Linked DNA regions of Mus musculus: regions 1 and 2 are each linked to region 3. The links are chromatin loops, found by intact Hi-C in ENCODE. Cell type or tissue: heart. All regions are shown on one strand.

Region 1 (8,000 bases), 120 kb before region 3:
AAAAGCCACCATTACTTTGTGATTTGAGAATATATATTAGAGTCCTTAGCCACATGGTTAAAGCCTCTCAGAGAATCTTCTTTAGGCATTAGTTTCCAATATGTCCCAAACATACACTCTCTTTGTTGTGGGCAAAAGTGCCTTGCCTGCTACTCCTGTTGTGTTCTAGTCTCCATATTGGGGTTCCTATCAGTGTTCCCCAAAATGTGTTATGAAGAACAGCCCTCTGAAATGTTCTATCAGAAGTAAAAACAATGACCAAATATCTATAAACCAAAAGGTTGCCCAGAAAACTGAAGGTGGAAAACACTATTAAATTCCCAAGGACCATTTGCAACCTCAAGTCTCTGGTTCTGCAATAAACGCCCTTCTTAAGCTTTAGCTTTCTCTCTCCCGGTGATCTGGCAGGGTGGGCTTTCTTCGGGGCAGATGTTTGTCTCTAAGTCCACCACTCCTCTTCATCTCTCCCTCACACAGGCCATGTGCTAAGGGGGTCCTGGAACCTGACTGAACGTTGTCACTGCAGGACTGAAGGACACTGCACACTTTGCAATCACTTTACCGTGTCTACATTAGGAAGATGGGTTCAGCAAGACACAGCTATTACAAAGCAAGGGCCCTATCTGAAGAATATTTCTGTAGTTCCTCTGTGGGTAGTACTCAATTTTATCAAAAGTGTATAATCTGTCTAGTATTTGCCATGTTTGGTACTTTGTTGGAGACTAATTTTAAGATACATAATATTGCAACTGTGTGCTTGGAAATATTATGATTTTGGTGGAAGTAAAAGCTGAAAATTTGAGATATTCAAAGATTTTTCCTAAGATCATTGAGACGGTGGGAGAGTTGGAGAAGAATGTGTATTGTTAATTTTCTCTACATAGTATTTTCTTTTTAAATCGATCACAGGTAACACATTACTAACTTCTGTATTAACTATTAGTGGCATTTAGTAAACTAAAGTTAATTGGCTGAGGATTTCAGATAGACTTTATTGTCTGAATTCAAGGACTATATTTATTAGCAAAAAATCTAAAATTCAGAGTAACTTTTTAACTTATTGGTATGTTTGTGAATATTTGACGCATGACATCATGGATGACCCTAGAAACAGAAGAAAACACCAAGGCCAAGTGGAGTGACCAATACTATGTTTTGACAAGGATATTTAGATTAATAAAAGCCAAGTGCTTTTAAAACAGTCCATTAAGTATGTGTTTCTTCTCCTTAAATTTCAAAACACCTCAATGTTGCCCTTTTGTAAAGACAGAATAAATCTCTGTCTTCCATCCTGCCACCCATTCCAGGCTGAAAACACTTCCATCCATTGTTTGTTTGTTTTTATGATAGTAAATTAACTTCCCTGTCTTCCCTAAACATTTAGACCACAACATAAATGAGTGTTTTTCAAGTGAAAACTTGTTTAAGAGCAGAGAAATATTAACTTTTGGGATTATGTTTTCAAATATGCCATTGAAATGTAAACAAATGGAGAACAATTCACGTCAACTAAGTCAAGCCACTATCATTAGCATAGAGCAAGTGGCAGTTTATACATTTGATTTCTTAAAAATTAATTTTGATGGGTTTCAGTTTATTTTGAAATTAACCTTGTTTTGAAGTAAAAGGGGGGGTTTGGACCAAACTTACTGCTTTCATGTTCTAAATCAAAACTGTCTACACACATGGACAGTAACAATTGGTAATTGACAAATGGCTGGAACTATTTGAAGTAACTCCAGCCTCTACTATGAACCCATGCATATATTAGGGAAAAATAAGGAAATTTATTCCCTGAATACATCCGAAACTGATTATCTTAAATGAAACAGACATGGAACTGGATCACCCCAGGGCTACCCTGGTTCATGAGTGTAAAACAGCAGAAATCCTTCATGGCCCATCGCCCTGCCTTTCCTTTCTGGGTCTAATTCATGTGGCTCTGAAACCATTAACAGAGCTCAGCTTGCTAAACCAGCATAAGACACAGGCAATGACAGGTAGAGATGGTGACCAGCAGCTACGTGCCAATTTTAAGACATTCAAAACTGATTTTGGTTCACTAAGCATGGATAGAAAATCATTGATGAACTGAAGCAATACATTGTTAAAAAATGCTTTCAATTACGTTTCCAAGGCTACAGAGAGAAATAATCTAAAGAGATATTTTAAACATAGGGATATGTAGTTTTCCAAATACCATAGCATCAGGTAATACTTAAGATCACAAAGAGCTTCTTCTGCCTGTGCATTTTGCTTTGTACAATTCTCGCAAGAATCACACTATCACTAATGCCATAATTTGTGGTGTTTATTCAATCATAGAGTCTATATTATACATTCCTGCAGGAACCATTACAGGTTACAAATCATGCAGGCCATGATACTTTGAATTTGCTGGCCTAGCACAAACACAAAGTATTTTAGAGGCACTAGATAGCTCCTTGTGAAATATAACAGAATGAATTAGACTATTCAGGCCACACCGGGTAAGTACAATGAAGGAACACTTTTTAAGACTTTAAAGTCATGTAATACAATTCTAGGCTGGATTCTTCTTGTTAAAGAGAAGTAGCATGGGAGTGATTGGAAGAGAAAAGGGCCAATATTTGACAACAGAAATCAGCATAACCTTTTAACTGCAGCAGCCATGGGTGACTGCCCTTCGACCTTGGAAGATTATGTGGGATTTCAATGACAACAGCTGGAAGTGAGTAAGTGTGAAGAGAGTACAGATCTGAGGCCCGATACAAAAGGCCAGCACGATCTGGGCCCAGATCACAGCACTGATTAGAAATTGTTTCCTGGTCCTGGCTTAATAGAGTGTGTGATCAAGAAAGTTGGAAAGGTTTTTATTTTGTTTTGTTTTGTTTCCAGTTTTCATTTTTCTTTTTTCTTTTTTTCTTTGAAGCAAGGAATCATGGATGGATTTCTTTATCCCCCATTTTCTTTCCCAGCTGTTTAAGATTCTCATACGAAACAGGACAACAAAGACATGGTAAAACTTATTTTGTTTTTGCATATTGATTTTCAAAGACAACAAAACTTTAATAATGCTCTGCTTGAGTGTTTGAAGAATGTCTACCATGGGCATTTCATGGTGAACTACCAGAGAGAGTTGTGAGCGAGCGCACTTGCACACACAGTGGCACGGATTGTGGATGGAATGGGGAAGAAACTGGAAAGCGTCACTCTCTCAGCCTCCTCTATCACTTTAACAGTGCAGCACATACCGCACATCCCCGCTCGGTGCGTGCGCACGAATGAACACTGTCTACCGGTGTCATTTTTTATCTTGCCATGTACATTCCTGTGACTGAGTTAAGTATTTCATGATGTCACCCTTTCCTTTACCTTACTTCATGAATCTGTTAGCAAGGTTAAGTCTGTGTGTGTGTTCACTACATCATCGGGATATGAAAAGATGAATTCCAAAGAGGTTAACATAATCTGGCTGATACTGGGATGGTGGCTCAGATATATGGTCATTTAAGTTCATGAAACCCTCATGCTGTGTACTGAAGTACACACACACACACACACACACACACACACACACACACGCACACACACACACGCTGAAGCACACACATGGTGACGCAGGTACATTCTCACTCCTCAGAGCTCTGACACCACCAAAATGATGCCACACGATGGCTGAAAGCACACGGTGCTATGACTTACTTCTGCTGTTCTGGTTTTTACAATGTGCTCCATCTGAACCTTCCACTGCTCTGGATTTTGCCGATTCCTCTTGTTGCAATGTCAAATTAGCGATGACATAGCTTCAGCAGAGGTGGCCTTGCAACTATGCAAATAGTCACCTGTGTCTGGCAAAACCTACATGGCTGAGTGGTGTGGAACAAACAGGGGCTGATGGCTTGGACTTCCAACTCAGACTTGGGGCATCTGCCCACACCCTTCTATAGCAACTGTACATGTTCTTCCAAAGGAGCCATGGGACAGAGTGTTTTTCAGAACAGACCGAATCCATTTACTGTTTCAAATTTCTATAAACAGAGTATTAAGGAATTCAATCCCCAGAGCAACACTATGGGTGTTGGCCTTCGTTTTATGGGAGTGTCTGCCAAACTCACATATTTGTAGAACTATTGGTTTATGTTGTTCTTTGCAGCTCTCAGAGAAGGAAGGACCACTGCGTGGGATCTTAGTTCACTTTAGGACTGGGTCTGGCTGGTGACAGGTACACATGATAAATGTTCCAGAAGGCTGACCTAATTTCCGTTGAAGAGAGTGTTTTGCTAAGAACATTCCCTCAAAGTGTCGGCTTGCAGCAGAGTCCCAAACCTGCCAGTGTCTGCTACCATTGCTTGGGAAACTTTACTTAAAGTGAAGTTAATTTTGCTGTGTTTAGCAAATTTCTCCAGTATTAACTTTTAATGTATACAGGTTTTAAGCCTAATTTCAGGTGTGCAATAATAAAAAATGCTACTTGTGATAGTTTTTAGTTATTCGTATTTTTTCTTGTATAGAAGTAACTATAGGCACAAATGTTCTCTTATTTTGTCATTCAAAAACTATGTTTGCCAGGTATTACTTATACATAGTAAAGTAGGAGACAAACCATGGATGTGAGACTCCTAGATTACACTGTTAAATTCTAATTTCTTTATCTATAAAATGGCACTAACTGTTATATCTACCACAGAAGGTTTTGTTGTTAAAAATAATGATCTAGTAAATTTTGAATGTTTAGCAAAGAACCTTGAGTATAGAGTGTCACAGAGTAGCTCACATCATGAATCTTATATAAATTGTAATAGAAAAAAAAACTAGTTACTTCTGTCCTTTTGACATGGACATTAAATATTCACATATGTGCATAAATGAAAACATTGGTAGTTTATTTATTTTATTTATTTGAGTAAATTTTGGGGTGAAATAAGATTACTTTCCAAAGCAAATAACACAAAATTTGCTGAAAACAAACCTCCTGATATATTTTACTGGCTTGTTTAAAAATAAAGGGATTCGGCCTGGCAGTGGTGGCACACACCTTTAATCCCAGCACTCGGAAGGCAGAGGCAGGCGGATTTCTGAGTTTGAGGCCAGCCTGGTCTACAAAGTGAGTTCCAGGACAGCCAGGGCTACACAGAGAAACCCTGCCTCAAAAACAAATAAATAAATAAATTTTAAAAAGAGATTCTAAGTTACGTTAAATAGGTATAAATATAATCCCTAATATAATCTTACTTATTCATAAGTACATTACATATTTGTAACATTCAGTACAATTTATTTTTTAAGTGGACATAGAGTGCATTTTTCTGACAGAAGACTAACTTTTTTCATGAGGAAAGAAAAACAACCTTCCCTTCCCTGGTTTCACTTTATTTTTTTAAGGATCTGATTTCCTGAAAACTCCTGTTGATATCTAAATGTGTCCATGCTGTTTGCAATAGAAAATAGGTATTTATAAACTGATCTCTAAAATATATTTCAAATAAAATCCATTTACATTTCTTAAAATGGGAAATGCTTCTGATGGTTTAAAATGGGTAGGATATAAGCGATTATTATCATTAAGTGAGGGAAAAACGCGTTTTTGTTAGGGTTCCACACTTCAGCTCCGCTCCATGCCTCAGCATAAACAGAGCTGTCGGAAAGCCTCACTACCAATGGGGGTCTTGATTCCTCACAGCTCAAAATCAATGCTAAAAGAGTTTGGCTTTGAGGCAGGAGGATGATCGACATGCTTCACTTCACTGACTTTGATCACTGAAGCACTCTGGGATGCAGGCAGTCTCTTGGATTTTAGGGAGCAGAACCTTTGTTCTCACAGAATAGTCTGAGTCTCTCTCAGACTCAGCTGGAAGACAGCATGCTCACATTCTCAGAATTACTGCACCGCTTCTCATCAGGGCCATCAGCAGTTTGAAGGGCATGGCTTCCAGAGTGTAGACAGATCCCGTTCACTGCAGGATACAGCACCCTGCCCGCCCCCACCTCACACAGTGGTCTTCACCACTGACTGCTGGCATTTCCCTAGGAAACCCATGAAGGACTTCTCTTTTTGACACCCTTCCTCACCTCTAGTGGAGAAATGCCTCTTTCAGACCGCATCATGTATTTGAAACCGAATAATCTTATGGAACTATCTGAAACATTGAATCCAATGCTCCAATGTGACCTCTCAGAAGCCAGGCATTAAAACTCTACAGCTGCTACAGAAATCTAAAGTAATATGTAAAAATGGGAAAGATATGAGCATTCTGCTCTCTATTTATAGCACAAAGATGCAGTAGAAATAAGACTGAACCTAGGACCCAAATGACCCCACGTCCCTAGTGCTAACAGAGGAGACTGCCACCGTGGAAATGGAGCAGTCCAGGCTACCATAGCTACATGATGTCAATCAACCAACAAGTCCAATGATGGCCCAAGCTACTGTTGGTGCAGCACTAGGGTAACTCCTCCAGCTCTTTCTCAATGTTTGCTGTCTCTGGTTATTCTGAGATTTTAGAGAATACCTGTCATTTTCCTAACAGTAAGAAGTAAGGGCAGGCGCTCAGTGCCAAGTTGCATGAAGTCCTTCTGTCAGAGAGTTACAATGGGCTATCTCTATTGTAATTGAACATCATTGTTCAATTTCTGTCCCTAACCCAAGGAAACCCATAGATCACTGCAAGGTTGCAGAACAGTCTCAGATGAGGCAGGAACCCCTTGCATGTATGCATACATGCATGTGTGAATGCATGTGTTTAACTTCATTTACATCCTAAAATACCATCACAGAGAAAGCAAGTTCTAATCAGATGTAAACTGTCAATTCGTTCGAAATGTCGTTCGCTACCATAGGAGTTTCTGCCACTAATCTTAGTAGCAGTGCTAGGAAGGACGCAAACTGTGGCTAACTTGAAGGTAGAACCCTTTTGGCCACAGTTGACGAAGTCAACATTATCCTGCAACTCATTTGCACACAGGTTAGTAGGGTCCGGGACTAATTTCTGGGGTTCCAATTACCATCAAAAGTGTTAGAAGTCAAATGTGGTTTCTTTTTAAAGGTCCTTTAAATATTTTCCTAAATTATTTTTTGACATCCTAATTTTCTCTTTCCATAGACACTTACCGATGCTAACCTATGAGGCATACATAGGTGGTAAACTCAGAACAGAAACCAATAAACTATGTTCCCTCAGGTTAGTAGCAACACCTTTTCAGGCAGATGCAGTGAGGACCTTCTGATATTATTTCTACATGTGGGTCATTTCAGCGAGTTCAGAGGCATTGTTTGTTTGAGAAACAATCAGCTTCAAATCATAATCCCATGCACTGATTACTAGGGGGATATTTTTAATTGTATAGCTTATCATTTCCTTTACATAGGTTTGGATCCCACTCAGTTACCGTCTTTGAGACCTGAAATAAGTGAACTGCACTTTCATTAATCTACTTAGAACATTTGTTGCTTCCCCCTTTGCTCTGGGTCCTGAGGCAGGCATGAGGTTGTATATGCTGGGCCTTCAGGTACCTGCAATCCAGTGGGAGGGAGGCCATCTGGGAGTAAGTATGGGGAAAGGTGCAGGGCTCTTAGGGAAGGACAGGGAAGGCTCTCTGGAGGCTCAGGGACAGCCTATAGAGTGGACAAAGCCCTGCAGTATTAGCCACGCAATGGTGAGAAGAGGTGACTCAGCTCGTCATGTATGCACAAGTGAACAGAAAGAGGTGAGGGCTTACCTCTTCTGAGTACTCGGAGCCTGATACTTATCTCTGCTCTGTCCAGTGCCATTTTCTCCTTCCTATAATAGCCTTGATTTTCAGTTAAAGCAACAGAGTACAGACTTACAGTCTTCAGGCAAGTATCTCAAGGTCATATAAACAGTGACTACCAGGCAGGATCTTGACTCAAGCAAGCAGTTCACTCTCAGCTACGGCACCATTCCCAAACTGTGTGAAGGGACACCAACGACAGAGGCCCAAGCCTTGGAAAAGAATCAGGTGAAGCTACAGGCAGGATGGCAACACTCTCATCCCTGTGA
Region 2 (8,000 bases), 91 kb after region 3:
TACATCATTGAGATACAAGAAACTGTAATACCAGGAGCAGTACTACTCCTAAAAAAAATTACTAAAATTTTAAACATTCAAATATAAGCTGTAGGTAATATATTTTCATAGTTTAACCTGTTAATTATTTTTACAAATTTTAACCAAGTCTGTAAACATTACACATAGCAGGGTTCTTTAAAGTAAGTGTGTAATAATATAATGAATATTTAATTGTTATAATAATTGGCCTTTTCCTTCTTTCTGCACACATTTTAGGCTCCATGGCTCAAGTTCATTTTTGAAACTTGGTCTTTTTCAAAATAAGGATGAAAAAAAAAAAGTAGTAGTAGTGAGCTTTGTTTAACATGTGTGCATTCTTCAGGTTGGGAAAAAAAGAACAAAATACAAGAATTATATTATTCTTTACCATAAACCATTAGCATTTCTAAACTGTGTGATGTTTGAGAATCTTTCTTCCTTTGGAAGAAAAGTCGCAGTTTATCCGCTAAGGTGCATGCCAAACCACAAAGCTTTAAACATTACTAAATTCTGAGCTCATCCTTGAAATGTTCTAAAACACATAAACTTTATGTATTTCATATTGACTGACATCCAGATGTATACAGGATATACTAGAGACCATGACTCTGGCAATATGGAAAGAATTCCTCAAGTCGACCTTAAACTACACAGTGAGCCTTCTCCAAAAGGAGGCTTTCATTTTGAAGACTCAGCTCCATTTTATAATGCAAATAGCTCCCAATAATACAGCACAGATATGTGTTAAGGCTTTACCTTATTAACGATAATAAACACGTTAAATAAACATTTGTGGCTATTAGCCCAAAGATACTCCCAAAATACTTCTTAAAAACTGCAAACTGTACCAGCTCACGCTCAGAAGCATTGCGTTCACCTGCCAACCAAATGCCCATAACATCTCTTCATAAAAAAAAAAAAAAAATCTGAGAATAAGGTCAGCTGGTCATCATGGGCAGTCTATGTCCCCAGTTTTGCATCAGAGGCATTTACAATATATTATGCCCAAAAGGTTCCTAGGATGCAAATAAAAGAACACAGCATTTTATGTAAGTTTACTCACATGACAATTATACTTAGACAACTTATTAACAGAAATATCTCCCCCAAAATCCAAACTTTTTAAAAAAGAAAAAAATTACAGGAAATGTCCAAGGAAAGCATAAATGATTCAGGGGGGTGGGGAGTATGTCCTCATATATCATATTGCTGAACAAAACACCATAAACTGTGTCATATTTTAAAATTATTGAAGAGAAAAAAGTAATATTTTACATAAATAGCTGGTGAGAATGTTACAGACCACCAGTAAAAAAATAAACCTGTGGACCTGCTTCAACGCCGCATTACTCTGAACCAGCATCTAAAATGTGGATCTGTTTGAAAACAGGCCAAGTTTAAGAGCCACAGAATAGTGGTAGTGCTGGAAACCACTTTTTTTTTCCTTTGAAAGGTTTACTCATAAATTTCTGCTGAACTGTCAGTATTTAGGCAGGTCCATGAGTTGGTTGTGATAGGCGCATCCTCAATCAAAAGAAGAGGCCTGCCAGTCTCAAGGCAAAGCCCTTCAAAGTGCACACAAGCAGGCTGAGCCTACTCTTTCGGTTAGAGCACGTTTATCACCATGCTCACTGGATCTTTTTATTTTTTAAATGAGCAATAAACGGCCCAAGTTTTTCTTTCTGAAACTGGCTCTAACGTATTATAAATATTCCAGAAAGTTAAATAAATTGTAAATCAACTTTTAAAGACCCTCTCATAAAACAAATGAGCCTTTATCCCCTGCTTATTGTACATTTTCTTCACAAACTGCTACACCAAATAAGCGTTTCTCTTAGTGGTGTGAAGGCCCAGTGAATGCGTCAATCAAAGCTGCCAAGTGTGTAGGAGGGGGAACGGGGAAGAAAAGAAAAAAAAAAACTTTCTTAACGTGATAATAACTCAAGAGAAGCTAACTTTGTTAAATACCTGACTCTGCCCGAGGCCTGCATGGATTCGCAGGTATGCTCCTGAAATACACAACCCCAGACCAGAACTTTTATCTTTTCAAATCTCGCTCGGAAGACAAGGCTGTGTCCATGAGGGTCTTTCTCGACATTGCAGCAGGCTGGTCTTATCTACAAGTTCTATGTGTTGCAAACTTTTGCCAGCTAGAATTTCAGCCTTCGAATCTCAGCACTTTCACTGCAGACTATAATTCATTCAAATTATCTTACACTTTGCATCTTATCCATATGCAATTGTGAACCCTGCCAGAAGTAGTTGGAGAAGTTTTCACTCCATACTTCCACAAGTTACTAAAATAGTAACTTTGGAAGTTGCGGGGGGGGGGGGGTACTTTTACAATAACTAAAACAACTGCAATCCATTATTAATGTGAGGCCTAAATCCCAAACAGACCATCTCCACATAAAAGATGCATTTAAGAGTCTTCTGAGATCAAATAGCCAGTGTTATTACTGTTAGATACTGCAGTAAGAAAGGAAGTCATATGGGAAATAAATCCAGACTCTACAGCGGAGAGGAAAAGCTACTGATACGTCCAGCCTTCCAAAGTATTCCCGGTAAACCGTTAGCTCCAACTCATTGAAGGCACAGTGGTAGCAGGGTTTTGAGGGAGTCGTGAAGAAACCTTGTGCTGGAAGCATATAACTTCATGTAGGTGATTACTGGCCAGGGTGCAATGTTTTAAAGCCATATAAAGACTCGTACTTAAAGAGAAAAATTAGCGCAAATCACTCTGACTTTATGCCTTTTAGTCAGAGAAAATAAATAATATATTCAAACGGGACCAGATCCGGAGCCGCAAAATAGCAGTGTTTCCTTGCTGCTGGTGCAGACTCGACCGGGAGGGATGGGCTGGGAGGCTCGGGCAGGAGGGGCAGGCGGAGGGGCACCAGGCCCCACGCCGCGAGTGGGGCTGCAGGGAAAGTTGCCGGGTCCTGCTGGCTGAGCCGCCCGGGGCTTGCCTAGGCGGCGGCGGCGGCGGGGCAGCCGACTCGGGCCCTGGCCGCCGCTCGCCCTCGAGCCGGAGTCCCACTCCGCCCGCAGCGGCCCAGCCCGGCCCGACCCGCGGCCTTGGCGGCTCTGTGGCCTCCGCGGCGTGGGCTCGCCAGACCCCGAAACTTTCGCCTGGGGGTCGCGGGCAGGAGGCAAGGACAGCAAGGTCCCGGGCCGGCGCGGGGAGTGCGTCTCCGCAGCCCACGGACTAAGGCTAGCACTGCCCGCCCGCCGCGTCCGAGGGGCGCTGCCCGGGCCGGCCCGCAAAGCTGGCACAAAACAAAAGTAAGAGTTCGGGGCGTCGGCGGGGGGCGCGGCGGCGCGGGAGGACCCCGGCAGCCAGGGCGCCCCGGGTGCAGCCGGCGTGCGGGGCTTGCGGGGCTCAGCCGCCCCTCCCTGGAGCGGAGGAATCGCGGGCACCGCGCTCCGCGCCGCAGCCGCCAGAGTCCAGATTGCAGCGTGTCAGGGGCTGCAGCCGCGGACACACGTGCGGGGCGCCCGCAAGCCCCGGCGGAGCTCCGCAGTCCGGCGCCCCGATATTAATTAACGCATTAATAAGAGGGCGCCATTAGCCATGTGCCCACACAAATGGCCGAGCAGGAGGAATGCACCCGCATGGAAACAAAGTTACTTTCTTAAAGCTGCAGCCCCCCCCCCCGCACACGCGCGCGCACACACAGAAACACGCGCAGACACGGCTCCCGCCGAGGCACACGGCCGCCCCGCGCCCCCGCAGCTGCTTACCTGGGTGAGACAGAGCGGAGAATACATAACTGCCGGGCGGCGGGGGGTGCGTGCACGTCTGTGTGCGGGCTGGAGGTGTGCGTGAGTGTGGGTGCGAGAGGGAGAGAGAGGAGGAGAGAGCTAGGAGGGGGGGAGGAATAAAAAATCAAGCCTGCTTCTTGCGTTCACATTTCCAACTCGGCTCAACTGCAGCAGCCAGCGCTCTTGCCGCTCCACGCGCTGAACTTTAACCCCGCCTAGAGTTTCCCTACACTCCACTATACTGTCTACTGTACGCGGGCGTTAAAGGCATAGCGCACCCTTTCCCGCTCCCGCGCCGGCCGGCCGGGTGCCCGCGAGCTGCCCGCGCGCCCGCCTGCGCCGCGTTCTGCACCGCACCGCACGGCCGCCGCCCGCTCGCGCCGCCGCCGCGGGGGTGTGGGGGTGGGGTGGGGTGGGGGTGGGGGGGCGGGGTGGGGGGGAGCCGGGTGGGGGAGGGGCGGCTGCGGCGCTGACACCGGTCCCCAGCCTGCAGGGCCGCCCGCCCGCCCGCCGCTCGCTCCGCGCTCGCTGCCTCCCGCGGCCCCCCGCCCCCCGCCCCGCTCGGCGCGGTCCCCGGGAACGCGGCGCGGAGCGGTTTTTTCAGCGTGTCCTCCGGGCGGCTATAGGCTGCCACAGGATGTGCTTAAGCAAACAAAACTACTTTTCCTCCTCCCCATCCCCCCACCCGCGCCGCAGCCCTCCGCGGACGTCGGGAGAGGATTGGGGCAACTTTGTCGGGGCGCCCCGCACCCCCGTGGGCCGCGGGTTGGGCTCCCTAGGAACCCCAGAGAAGGGCGCGCGTTACATTTGCATGTATGCAAATTTCTTGTAAAAAATCAGACCTTCTAGGTAACTTTTCCTCCCTTCCTCTGAAATGCGGTAAAGCTCAAAAGCATTGTAATCTCTCCTGCGAAGCTTTCTATGGGAATAGTATCGTCGGGAGAGGTAATATGCACAAAAGCCTGCTAACTTTTCAGCTACGACTCTATAGCAGTCAGAATCTGGGGGTGGGGGGGATAGGAAGATCACCCCAAAGATTCCCCAGATTGCGGGGGAGGAGGTGTCTGGAGAAAGCAAGGAGGAGAGTCATGAGCGAACGCTCTTCTCTCCCAGAACCCAGGAGCTGGTGGGTTTAAACACAAACGCCCAAAAAAGTTCTGTCACGTCAGAAACAACAGTGGTTTAGCTGGGACATTTTTCTGTATACTGAGAAGGAAAACTGTGAAAGGGTTGCCCCCTTAGGAAAGAGATATGTTTGTATCCCCAAATGGGAGCCCAGGACTAACATCTGAGTCCCTGTTCCCCAGACACACTCTTCAAGGGTGCGTCTTTGTGGATCCCAACTTTTCCCTTCCCCAGGTAATAGTTCTCAAGATGGAAAAGAGCTTCCTGCAATTATTTTAGGTTTGCTAAAGTATTGTTTTGGCAGAAGGGGGGGGGGTGGTTTTAGGGTTTGGCACATTGCCAACAAGCCTGCTCTTCCAGCTTTCTTTTTCTTCTGTCCTTCCCTCCTTCCTTCCCTCTTTCTTTTCTTTCTTTCTTTCTCTCTTTCTTTCTCTCTTTCTTTCTTTCTTTCTTTCTTTCTTCCTTAAAAAAAAAAAAACTCAACACTTTCTCTCTAGACTCTCTTTTCTTCTAGAGGGGGAAAAAGTATACCTGTCTCCTCCAAACTCTCATTTTCTCCTCCTCCTCTCCCTCCTGAAGTTTTGCAGCCTTCTGTATTTACCTACCCTTCTTTAAAACTCCCCAGATTCCGACGCTGGCACACAGACTGGGAATCCGCTCCCTGGTGGAGATGACAGGACTAGAGTCTGCAGGCATGCCCACCCGACAGAAGAAAGTGAGGGGGTATGATCACTTTCATTCAGATTTTTTTTTCTAGGTGGGTAAGCCTGCTACTAGAAAAGGCCAAATATAATGTTCTGCTGAGACAGCCGGCAGTCTAAAGTTTGTTTGTTCTCTAGTCCGTTTAGGGCTAATGCTCAAGAATCCATTCTTCTCCCCCTGATTCCCACCCCCTGCTCTTGAATATTCTTGGAATCCATATTATTCCGATTACATATTAAGGATTGAAGGAAAGTAATAGCTTCAACCTTTAGTTAGAACGTCCATTTTCCCAAACTAAGCAACTGCTTTTCCTTGGTTCCTTGTGGCTTTCAGGAAGGAAGAAATGCCCTCCAAGCTAAGAGGAGTTAGAGAAACATTCCTGGCCACGAAACCCTTTGCTGGGATCTATAACTTCAAGACTCTCCAAGTTTCCTCGACAGAAGTTTCTGGCTGAGGGAACCAACATGTAACTGAGGCACAGTGACAAGTTATTGTCCCGTGTGTGTGTGTGTGTGTGTGTGTGTGTGTGTGTGTGTGTGTGCGCGCGCGCGCGCGCGCGCTCTGGGGAAGCTCTCTTCCAAAGTGGATTTTTTTTTTTTTTGGTGTATAGATACACTTCACATCTGCCTCTTTTCAAAACAGCAAAGAATTTTACTTTTGATTCTCAAGGGGATTTTTTTAAATAACTGCCTGTTGCCATGTCTTCTTTTTTTAAATGGGAAAAAGTAATTGAATGCTGATATTTCCACTTTAGAAACTTCTTTTGTTGCAGCAGTGGATGTGCCCGCGATTTCCAGCATTCTGCGGTTAGCAATATTATCTTAAGTAACTTTTGGCGCCCTTCGTAAGACTTTTGGATATGGGACGATTGTTTGCGCCCTCTAGGCAAGGGCTGGATCCAAGTTCAGCACCAAAGCCCTCCACATCCGCTCCTGCTTTCTCTCCTATCTGTGCCAGCTCCCGCTCCCTCCCCCGCTCCGGAGGAGGGTGGAAGGCGGGGGAACACTACAAAGCCCAGTTCCAACTACAGCCTTTGCAAACTAGACTGAGAAAAATACCGTAGAAGAGTTACAGTTACAGAATGGCTTCTGGTAACTTTCTCTCCAACAGGCATAAATTTAAACACACAAAGAAACAGATGTTCCTCAGAGGACAGACCCGGGATAAAAAACATTTCTAACTTTCTCCTGTCTTCTAGGTTGCAAAAGTAAATCCTTGTCTAGAGTTCACAGAGATACTAAGAGAGGGAGAGAAAGGAAGATCTGAGAAAGAGGGGGAAGGGAAGGGGGAGCAAAAGAAGGGAGAAGAGTGTAGGAAACACAGGTGATGTATGAAAACTAGTTTATTGCAATCATATAAATGACCCATTGTTAGGAAGGGTAAATCCTTATTGGAAACATTACTCCAGTCGTTTATTTTGCAAGTGGTAGGAGGCTGCCTTGAAACCGGATTGTCTTTGCAAAAAGGAGGTTCCTGCCATGCTCTCTGCTATCCATATTCTCCCTGGCACAGAGCCCAGCCTTGCATTTACTGTTTTATTTGCAGAAACGTTACCTTGCCAGCTTTAGTGAAATCCTCTTAGATGTATAAATTACGTCAATAAAGTTTCACTTCTACATATATCTGAAATACCTCTCCTTTCTATTTAGTTGGGAAATTGTATTAATGTGATTTAGATTTTAATGCCCAAAGTAGTGAAAATGGGACCAGGATTCCTAAGTGACAATAAATACCATTTGCTCTATAGTTATCACCAAGACTAACTCTTAACTAGTATTTTCCAGCATTTTTCTTCACTTTTTTACTTACTGGTCACTTGTGTGCAGATTTCTCTTACTTGCATATAATCCCAAATTGAATCATGTTGATGCATTGAGCACACAAGTGAGTTTTTCACATCAAGTTTCCGAACAAGGTTTGTCTGGAAGGCCCAAAGCCTCAGGAAATAGTTGGATGAGAACTAAATCCACATTAAAAAGTAAAGAATCCATATTATTTTCCATGTATTACCTACAGAATTGGGGGTGGGGGTTGATAGATTTGAACCAGAGGCTGCAAGTTATATCTCCAAGACAAACTAAGGCAGTTAGTTTCCACCATGCAGATGGCCAGGATTGAACAAGAGGCTAGACTCCAGCTAACAGGAGTCAGTTCTCTCCCACTTATGTACCCGCCAGTAGGGTTGTTGTGGTAACACAAAGAAATGTGATATGCTCCATGCTACTGACCATAATCTGAAACAGTAGAATTCAGGAACATCCAGCCCCTCCCTTCTCCTTTTCAAATCTATAGAACAGTTGTCCATCTACCTATAGTGCGTTCTCTTTCATGGATACATCAAAGACTCTAAAAGAATCAGCGAGAAGTTCTGAAGCACTTAGTGCAGT
Region 3 (8,000 bases):
GTCTGAAGGCCCCTGACTGACCTCTATCTGGCCACTCTCCTCCTCAACCCCTCACCTTGCTACACTTTTTGACTCTGGCACTTTGATTTGAACACAATACCTGTTTGGTTCTTTATTAGCCTGATATTCTGACCAGCCATGGTGCCTTAGATTTCTAAGAAGCACCAAGATGGGCACTTTTCTTTATAGTACAATAAGCCTATGAACTGAACACTACTATGTCTATGAAATAGGCATTTTACAGGTTTAAAATACTAACCATAACCTAATTTACCGCAGATGGAATTGGGCAAACAGGACTTTGAATTGAACTCAGACTCATCTAAGTATAGCCTTAAGTAATGAATGTAACTTGGGAAAATGCAAGCTAGGTATTATAGCAACAGTTAATAGTAAAATAGTGCCTGCAATGGTTGTTGAAGAAGGAAGTGTTCAGATACATCAAGTGGCTAATCACAGCCTCAGAACAACAGGCTTTTTTATCTGCCATAAGTACCAAAGATTAATTTACAAAATTTACCTAAACTCTCCACTTCACACAGTTAAATAATTTGCATTGAAGCAAACAGTATTTTCTTGGTAGGGTCAGGACATGCATCCAGATGACTATGTTATTCTGAATGAAGAACCAAGAGCAAGGAACAACTTCTACAAGGAAAGCAAAATTGTTTCAAACGAAAATAGAAAAGAAAGGAGAAAAGAAGTCCCCTGTATCCTGGTCTCAGTTCCCTGTATATATCTTGCTCTGCAGCACAGCACACAATAGACACTTTGTTCAACTACTCCCGGCTATTCATCTGCTATAATTCTGGGTGCTTTGGCGGATTGTGTTCTTCCTTTTCTGAAACTGAAAAGACCGTTACGTAAGGAAGCATCCAGAGAAAGCTAACTGCTTCAGTTCACCAACAGGCCAAACCAGACCCACCATTTCGAGGCACCAAGTCCTCCAGGAAGTCGAGTAGCAGAGTCAGACATTTAGACTCCTTGCATAGCCCTGCTTCTGCCTAACCCTGCACAGGCAAAGGCATGGTCCACCACACTCAGATCTCCTCAACCATGAACTCAGGCTACAGGGACAGTGGTGGGCTTGCACTGACACTGGGCACACAGCCATGGGAAATGAGGATACTATAGGCTTCTGAAGTCCTGAAGGCAAGAACACTATTAAATACTTGTAAACATCCTGCTTCACAGGAAGGCAACTTGGAGGCACGTTGGGGCCAATCGGAACTTCTATGGGTAAGCAGGGACAGACAGGGTGGTGTGTGGCACAGCCTCAATGGAAAAACAGATCTTTCTGAGGCTTGTATCTGACATCACCTAGGGAGTGGGTGGAACACTGAGTCTGAGTAGAGCATCCCTCTATGCCATTGTCACAGTTCCTCACGTGGAAAAACAAACTGCCTCACAGACACATCAATTCCTAAGTTGAAATACAAAGCAGGGAGGGCGGTAATTATTAAATTACTAAGGCAGAATGTCAGTTACAGAGACAGCTCCACAATGATTCCTTTCCAGGTAATGGATCAGTTTCCTTAAAGGTAGATAGCTCAGTGAAGATGCTAACACAGGGAGAGGGACTCAGGCTAGTCATGAAGGTCACGAGTCTCATTTCACTATGACAGAGTAATAATAGTAGTGGTTGTTGGAATACCACACATTTGTTAGTTGTTTGCCATTTGTTAGGCAATAAGTTAAGCATTCTACTTGAATCGTCTCATTTAACCCTTCTATTAAGTTACTATTGCAGCTGACATGTTACCAGTATGTCAGCTCTTCGGAGTCCTTTTCAGCTTCTAACGAGAGCTATATACTGCTTCACTAGACTCTAGAGTGACCAGATATAAAGAGTACATATTCCAGGGGGTGGGGGAGGAGAATACATGAGATCCTGCTCTGATATTTAATATGTATCCAATCTATGTCCTGCCAGTTACTTTTTCTTTGCCTTAGTTCCTTCCTTAAAAAAATGGGAAGGACATTGGCAGTAAAACTGCTTAGGGTCTGATGCATTAGAATAACACAGGTATTATTGTATTGTATTGCTGATTGTATTTTGTCTCTATCTCTAAATAATATATTTTTCTTAACAGGTCAATTAATCTAAATCATATGCAACAGTAATGGAAATAATCCTATGATATTGGAAATATTTTTAAATTTCACTTTTTAGATGAGAAAACTGAAATTTATACTAGCTAATCAACCAACTGTATTGTCATGGTTAGTCAATGCTGCCTCCAGTACAGGCAGACTGACCTCCAAGCCTTCCTCCTCTCTGGATCAGCATGTACTTATAAGGAGAACTAGATGCTTATCAAGGTATACATGCTATAATAATGGTCTTCTGGGGGCTGGTAATATATTGGATTCTTCAGTGAAACTGAAGGTAAACTGATATATTTTGGAATATCCCAACTTGACCAACATTTTATTCCCTATGTGATTAGATACAATATAAAAACACAGAAGAGGATATCTATGATTTTCTGTCCTTGTAGGACAGACATGGAGGCAACAGTAAAAAATGTAAGTAATTGAACAAATTAGCAGGGGCATTTTGGATTTTCCTAAGAAATGTTCCATAGAAAAGCATGATTGCCAACCTCAGATTTCTCCTTTATAGAGATATCATCTGAGCCGAGAACTGAAAGGCAAGAATGTATCACCCAAAAGAAAAGGGAGGAAAATCATTACAGGCAAACAACACATAGAAAAGGGACTGGCAGAGTCCTGACCTCAAACGGAGACCTGCAAGGCTCAAGCATGGAAGAATCAACAGGATAAAGTGAGGCTAGAGAGGTGGTGCAGATGCCAGATCTTGTAGGGCAGGCCCTGGCCACCAGCTTGAAGTTTATTCTCAACACACTGGGAAACACTAAGCATTGTAAGCAAAGGAATGGCAGAAACTACTGTAATTCTTTAGATTGCTAGGCTGGGTGCTGTGTGAATGAGCAAAATGGATATTTGATTCTAATTGTTTGTTTGTTTGTTTGTTTACTGTTTTATTTTTCAAGCTTAGCTTCTAACATTTTTATAGACTGGAAGAATCTTGATTCTCTCCTTGAATGTCCTCAAGGTGAGTATGTGGGAACTGAGGCACAGGCCTTTCAAGACTTGCTTATGGAGTCAAGCAAGGAAGAACAGACTCAATTCACTTACAAAGTCAGATGGAGGGGGCAGGGTACAAAAACCATAACAAAGCATGAGATTTTCACCAGTCTTTGGTTTGGGAAAGCTAAAACTCCGCATTTGACATTTGTAGTTCTCCTTCTATTTTGAAATCTGTACAATGTAGCTATATCTCACAGAATTCTCACTTTAATGCCAAGTCCTTCAGCTTTCAACTCAGACACATCTACGGAGTCTGTAGGGTTAAACGCAGCTCCGCGAAGTCAAGAGAACTGTGTGTTCTGTCTGGGAAAAGTTCATGAACGTAATTTTAAGCTCTTGTTTTCTTTCAGTTCCTTCCTTCAAGTTTATTGCTAAAAGCCCGACTCTCTAGGTCCCATTTAGCCATATTCCTACAAAAGCTCCCCAAAGTGACAATGCTTTTATTTTATTTTATTTTTTAAGAAAATAAAGCCAAAAAACAAAAGGGGGAGGGGTGGGGAGCCAGTGTGAAGTTCCTCTGAGTTCCTGCTCTCTTGGAGCATGGCTCCTATCACACAATAATGTGTTATTTTGTTGAATTTTGGCATTCATCTAGCTTGTTTGGTCAGAAGCCAAAAAATTAAGAGTGTGTCGGTCCACCAGTTTCTCAGCAGAGAAGCGCTCTTCTCACCCAGCCAGTGCGCCGTGCCCTTGGCCTCTGGCCAAGAAGGGAAATCCATTTTACATAAAGAATGCTCCGAGCTCAAGTGCGCAGAGACTTTTTACCTGCTGAAATAACTTTGTGGAGAAATGCCAGTCCACTAGACACATTCTGCAGGCACATTTGGCATGCAGCGCAAGGCAAAGAACTCTGCGGAGGAAGCAAGCTTTTTCAGAACAAGGAAATGGCTGTGCTGCCCTCGTGGCACGTCACGTGGCTTGGCACGGCGCGCTGATTGGCTGCGGCGGGTAAACACGGCGCCATGTACGGCTGCGTCGTCGCCTCACAGGTCGTGAAATGGCGCCGGGGGCCCAGCCGGCCACGGCCCCTTGAGTTCCTTGTTTTTGTTTTTGTTTCTCTGCTTGTGTTTTAATGAAGCTCACGGATTTGAGTAGAAACAGATTTCTCACAAACTTGCTTCTCTCCGGCTCGATTTCACAGCTCGGCATACATTTGGGCTGTCTCAGGCTTGACAGCGTTCCAGGGAAAATACTAACTGTAAACTTTGCAAGGAGAATTAAAGGAGCAGGCAGAAATGTCAGGAGGGTGTCCTCCCTTCACAAAGCACAGGCATCTGCACCGAAGGCTTCCAGTAAGGTCCTACCTCTGCAGGGCACAGCGGGAAGGAAGGAAAAATAGATAATTCCCCTTTGGCCGAAGGCATGAAGGAGCTCTCTTCCTCTCAGGCCTGACCAGTTGAACATTGCACACTCTGGTGTATAAATATTTGCCTCTGGCTGAAGTTCAAGCCCTATGTGGCTGCCAGACACAACAGAAAACCAACATTCAAGGGAAAGTGTTTACTGCGGTGATGGCCAAAGGAACAACAGCCAACAAATGAGCACATCTGATTGGCCAGGCCTGCCTATGGCAATATCAGAAAGCACCAGGCCACTAGCCACTGACCACTGGGGTATTCCTACCCCTTCAGGAAAGGCTACGTTCTTTAATACAAGACCAGAAGACTTGCTGGTGGTTTCCCATGTGTTCCTCCAGAGCAAGCAGCCCAAATAATCCTAAACCATGCTCTTAACTCTTACCACTCCAGCAAAACAAGTGGATGCTTCTTCAAGTTACCCAAGTAGGATCTCTAGCCTTTTTGTATGTTTCTCCCTTTTCAGGTTCAGGGTAAGGCTATCTGCATGTCTCCCAATTCCCATTACTAAGTGTTCTGTAATAGAGGTCTTTAATCATCATCTGGTGAATTTTAAGCTTTTTTTTTTAAACATTCAAGGGGAAAAAAAAAGAAACCTTTGAAAGGTATCTAAACTCAATTTATTTATTTTGAAAGATAAGAGCTTGAACCCAGAGCCTTGCACACATTAATCAACTGGCTACTACTGAACTATATCCAGGCTGGTATTTGTTTGTTTTTTGAGATTAGGTATATTAAAAAGTAGACTGCTCATTCTGGTCTTGAATTCACTCTGGAGCCAAGACAAGTTTCAATCTTAGGATTCTCTTGCCTCAGTTTCCCATGTATATATTTCTACAGCTGGTTAAGATATTGCAAAGTCATACACCCTTCAAAATGCCTCACCCCAAACTAGAATAGTTCTAAAACATATAGAAATAATAAAACTGGTCATCCAAAGATTAAGATCTCTAACGGGGATAAAGAAACTAAATGAAAAAGGATCATCAAGAAAATCTTCAGAAAGTAATGAACTCATGGGTCATATTAAGCATGTAGCTGACAAGGCCGTTTTCCAACAGTTTCTATATGGGGGAGGGGATTCTTAATACAACTGAAGTACATTATGAACTTTTGATCATTGTCATCTTTATAGTCCAGTCTAAATAAACAGTTCATGAATCACACTTTTCCTTAGCATTGCAAAGGAAATATATTTAGCTGAACTGAAAAGATATTTTTTAAAAGTACAAAAAAATTTAGAAATATAAAGATATGAAAAGTTTTAAATTATTTTGATTTTATGTCACAATAATTTAGGTAAAACAAACTGCTGTTAGGGATGTTGTTGTTGTTTTGTTGTTTTTGTTTTGCTATTGTTGTTTTTTTTTTTTTTTTTTGAGACAGGGTTTCTTTGTGTGATAACCTTGGCTGTCCTAGAATTCACTCTGTAGACAGGCTGGCCTTGAACTCACAGAGATCCCACTGTCTCTGCCTCCCAAGTGCTGGGACCAAAGGCATGTGCCACCATACCTAACTCTGCTGTTAGGTTTTCATTTTTTAAAATAAAATATGCATTTGGTGAACTAAAACATTTGCTATTCATTGAAAACAAAAAGTTTATATCCTACACAATATACAGGATTAGTTTTGAAAATTCCTCAAGAGCTCAAATCTTGATTAACCATCCTAGGCTTAAGGAAACTTCTAAATTTGATTTCATTACAAAACTAAAATAATTTGTTGAGTAATTCCATTTTCAAATGTTCATGAAGCTTTTAACAACTATATTGCCCTCCTGCGATTCTCAACCAAATGGTCCACTTAAATTTGTCTGTATTGAACCTTAGAAGCCCAGGATTTAGCATTGAGTCCAGCTTTCAAGTGATCCCTGAGAATCCTGTGCAAGGGGGTCACAGAGGAATGCTCTGTTCCCAGCTGTGAACAAGACAGAATTAGCTCTGAGATGTTTCCTCCCACTGCCCTACTGGACGGAAAGGTCGAGATGGTCAGCTCTTGTAGTCTCAGCATGAACCGTCAAAACAACATGCATGATAAAAATAGATTGTCTGTAGCAAACAAAATACAAATGCAGAAAGAATTGAAAGTAAAAATAGTTTTAATGTATTTAAATGGCAGATCAAACACTTTCAAAGAACGTAACCTAAAACCAAAGAGTGAAAGGATAGAGCAATAAATAATTTTTTTTTATTTTATGAACTCTCGAGTTTTAAAATTTGAAAAGCAATCATTCTGACCCATGGCTGACACTTTTCTTAGGAAATTCTTCGGATTCACAAGTAATTCACTGGGAATTAAAACACTAGGGGCAAATTTACCACTCTTATTTGTTTCTATTTTGATAACTGCATTTTTCCCATCCCTATTTCTATGGAAATAAACATGCTGTTTACTATGTTTGTTTACCTATCAGTGGGGATTATGGTTGAAATATTATGAGGTTCTCTTTAATTTAGTGAAATAAGCAGTATGTTCCGATGTGCTATGATAGGATCCATTCAACCACAATGGTGAAGAGAGGACGCAAGGGTAGCTGCTGCCTTAGATGTAAGTAGATACTTAAGACTCATCACAAGCAGCATGGCTAATAAAATGTGGCATTTGTATGGTAAAATGCTAAAACAATAAAACTAAACTGGTGAAGAAAGCAATACTATCTTAAGAGACTTTTACACTGAATAAAATGTATCTTCTAAATAAAAATTATGTTACAGATGTAAATATTCCTTTGAAAGCCTCTGAATGCATCCTTTACCAGCAGAGGCTTAGCTATGTTATTTGCAATTCCCTCATTGTACCACAATGTACATTACTGTCTGTAAGCTCTAATTTGGCATGGCGCATCATTAATGACCTGAATGGTGGCTGTTTCACACATACATATTTAATTACAACAGCTGAACAAATTACATATTTATGCTTTATAAAGGGGATTGCCAGTCGAATTCATTTGCTATGCATGCAGGTACAGGACTCCATCTGCAACAGCATCTGCACAACAAGAGCTGACAATTATCCATTGTACAGCCAGTAAGCATATCTGGGGAAACCTGTAAGGGAGGCGGACACATTAACTATTTCACTGCCTTTGCCAGCCCCATTTTAACCAGGGGTCAAATCTTTTAATTGTTGTTGGGTTTTTTCCCCTATGTCTTTGCAAGTGCTTTACCATATCTACATGCCCAGCTTTGATATTTTTGAGACAATACTTTGCTATGTAGCTCAAGTTGGCCTTGAACACACAACCATCCTGTGTCCACCTCTGAGGGTATATACCACCATACCCAGCTTCAGCATCTTTCTAAACTTTGAACAGTGACTCAATAAAAACTGAAGCTCTTTATGGCACCCTAATCAAAACTCTCATCTAGATTAACTTCGAATACTGGGTTAAGATGATCAAAATTAACCAAGATTCTAAATCCTGTACTACTACAGCGAGGCTGTCTGTTGTTGATTCTGCATCTTACATGACCAGATATCACTTACACAAACTGAGTGGGATTAATAGTCCCAGAACTCCACCCAACA

What was found. A loop is a pair of places that touch in the nucleus more often than their neighbours do. Peaks named below come from ENCODE experiments on the same cell type or tissue, not always from the same donor. Only the 100,000 strongest peaks of a DNase experiment are listed, where the experiment ranks them.
Region 1: a loop joins it to region 3, with 2.2 times the contacts of the local background. A loop is called at or near these places in 7 of 42 quality-filtered maps.
Region 2: a loop joins it to region 3, with 5 times the contacts of the local background. A loop is called at or near these places in 14 of 42 quality-filtered maps.

Annotation. Positions count from the first base shown.
Region 1 is chr4:97,986,788-97,994,787 of GRCm38, reverse strand. The region is part of intron 3 of Nfia (nuclear factor I/A); the gene reads right to left. Among named protein-coding and RNA genes, the nearest start is that of Gm34218, 32 kb to the left of the region's middle. In heart, no CTCF peak of the experiment used is centred here; a DNase peak (open chromatin) is centred at 4,057; H3K27ac peaks cover 2,084 bases.
Region 2 is chr4:97,773,760-97,781,759 of GRCm38, reverse strand. It overlaps Nfia (nuclear factor I/A), which reads right to left and starts at 4,134. Exons shown (of 11, transcript NM_010905.3): 1 at 3,766-4,134. The coding sequence starts at 3,792. It overlaps Gm38709 (a long non-coding RNA gene), which reads left to right and starts at 4,337. Exons shown (of 5, transcript XR_003955232.1): 1 at 4,337-4,731; 2 at 5,537-5,634; 3 at 5,947-8,000. In heart, CTCF peaks have their summits at 5,581 and 6,484; DNase peaks (open chromatin) are centred at 4,049, 4,439, 4,879, 6,549 and 2 weaker places; H3K4me3 peaks cover 5,942 bases; H3K27ac peaks cover 6,254 bases.
Region 3 is chr4:97,865,078-97,873,077 of GRCm38, reverse strand. The region is part of intron 2 of Nfia (nuclear factor I/A); the gene reads right to left. Gm19417 (a long non-coding RNA gene) reads left to right here and starts at 4,069. Exons shown (of 2, transcript XR_376437.4): 1 at 4,069-4,895. In heart, a CTCF peak has its summit at 6,454; DNase peaks (open chromatin) are centred at 1,067, 4,027, 4,577 and 6,417; H3K27ac peaks cover 1,887 bases.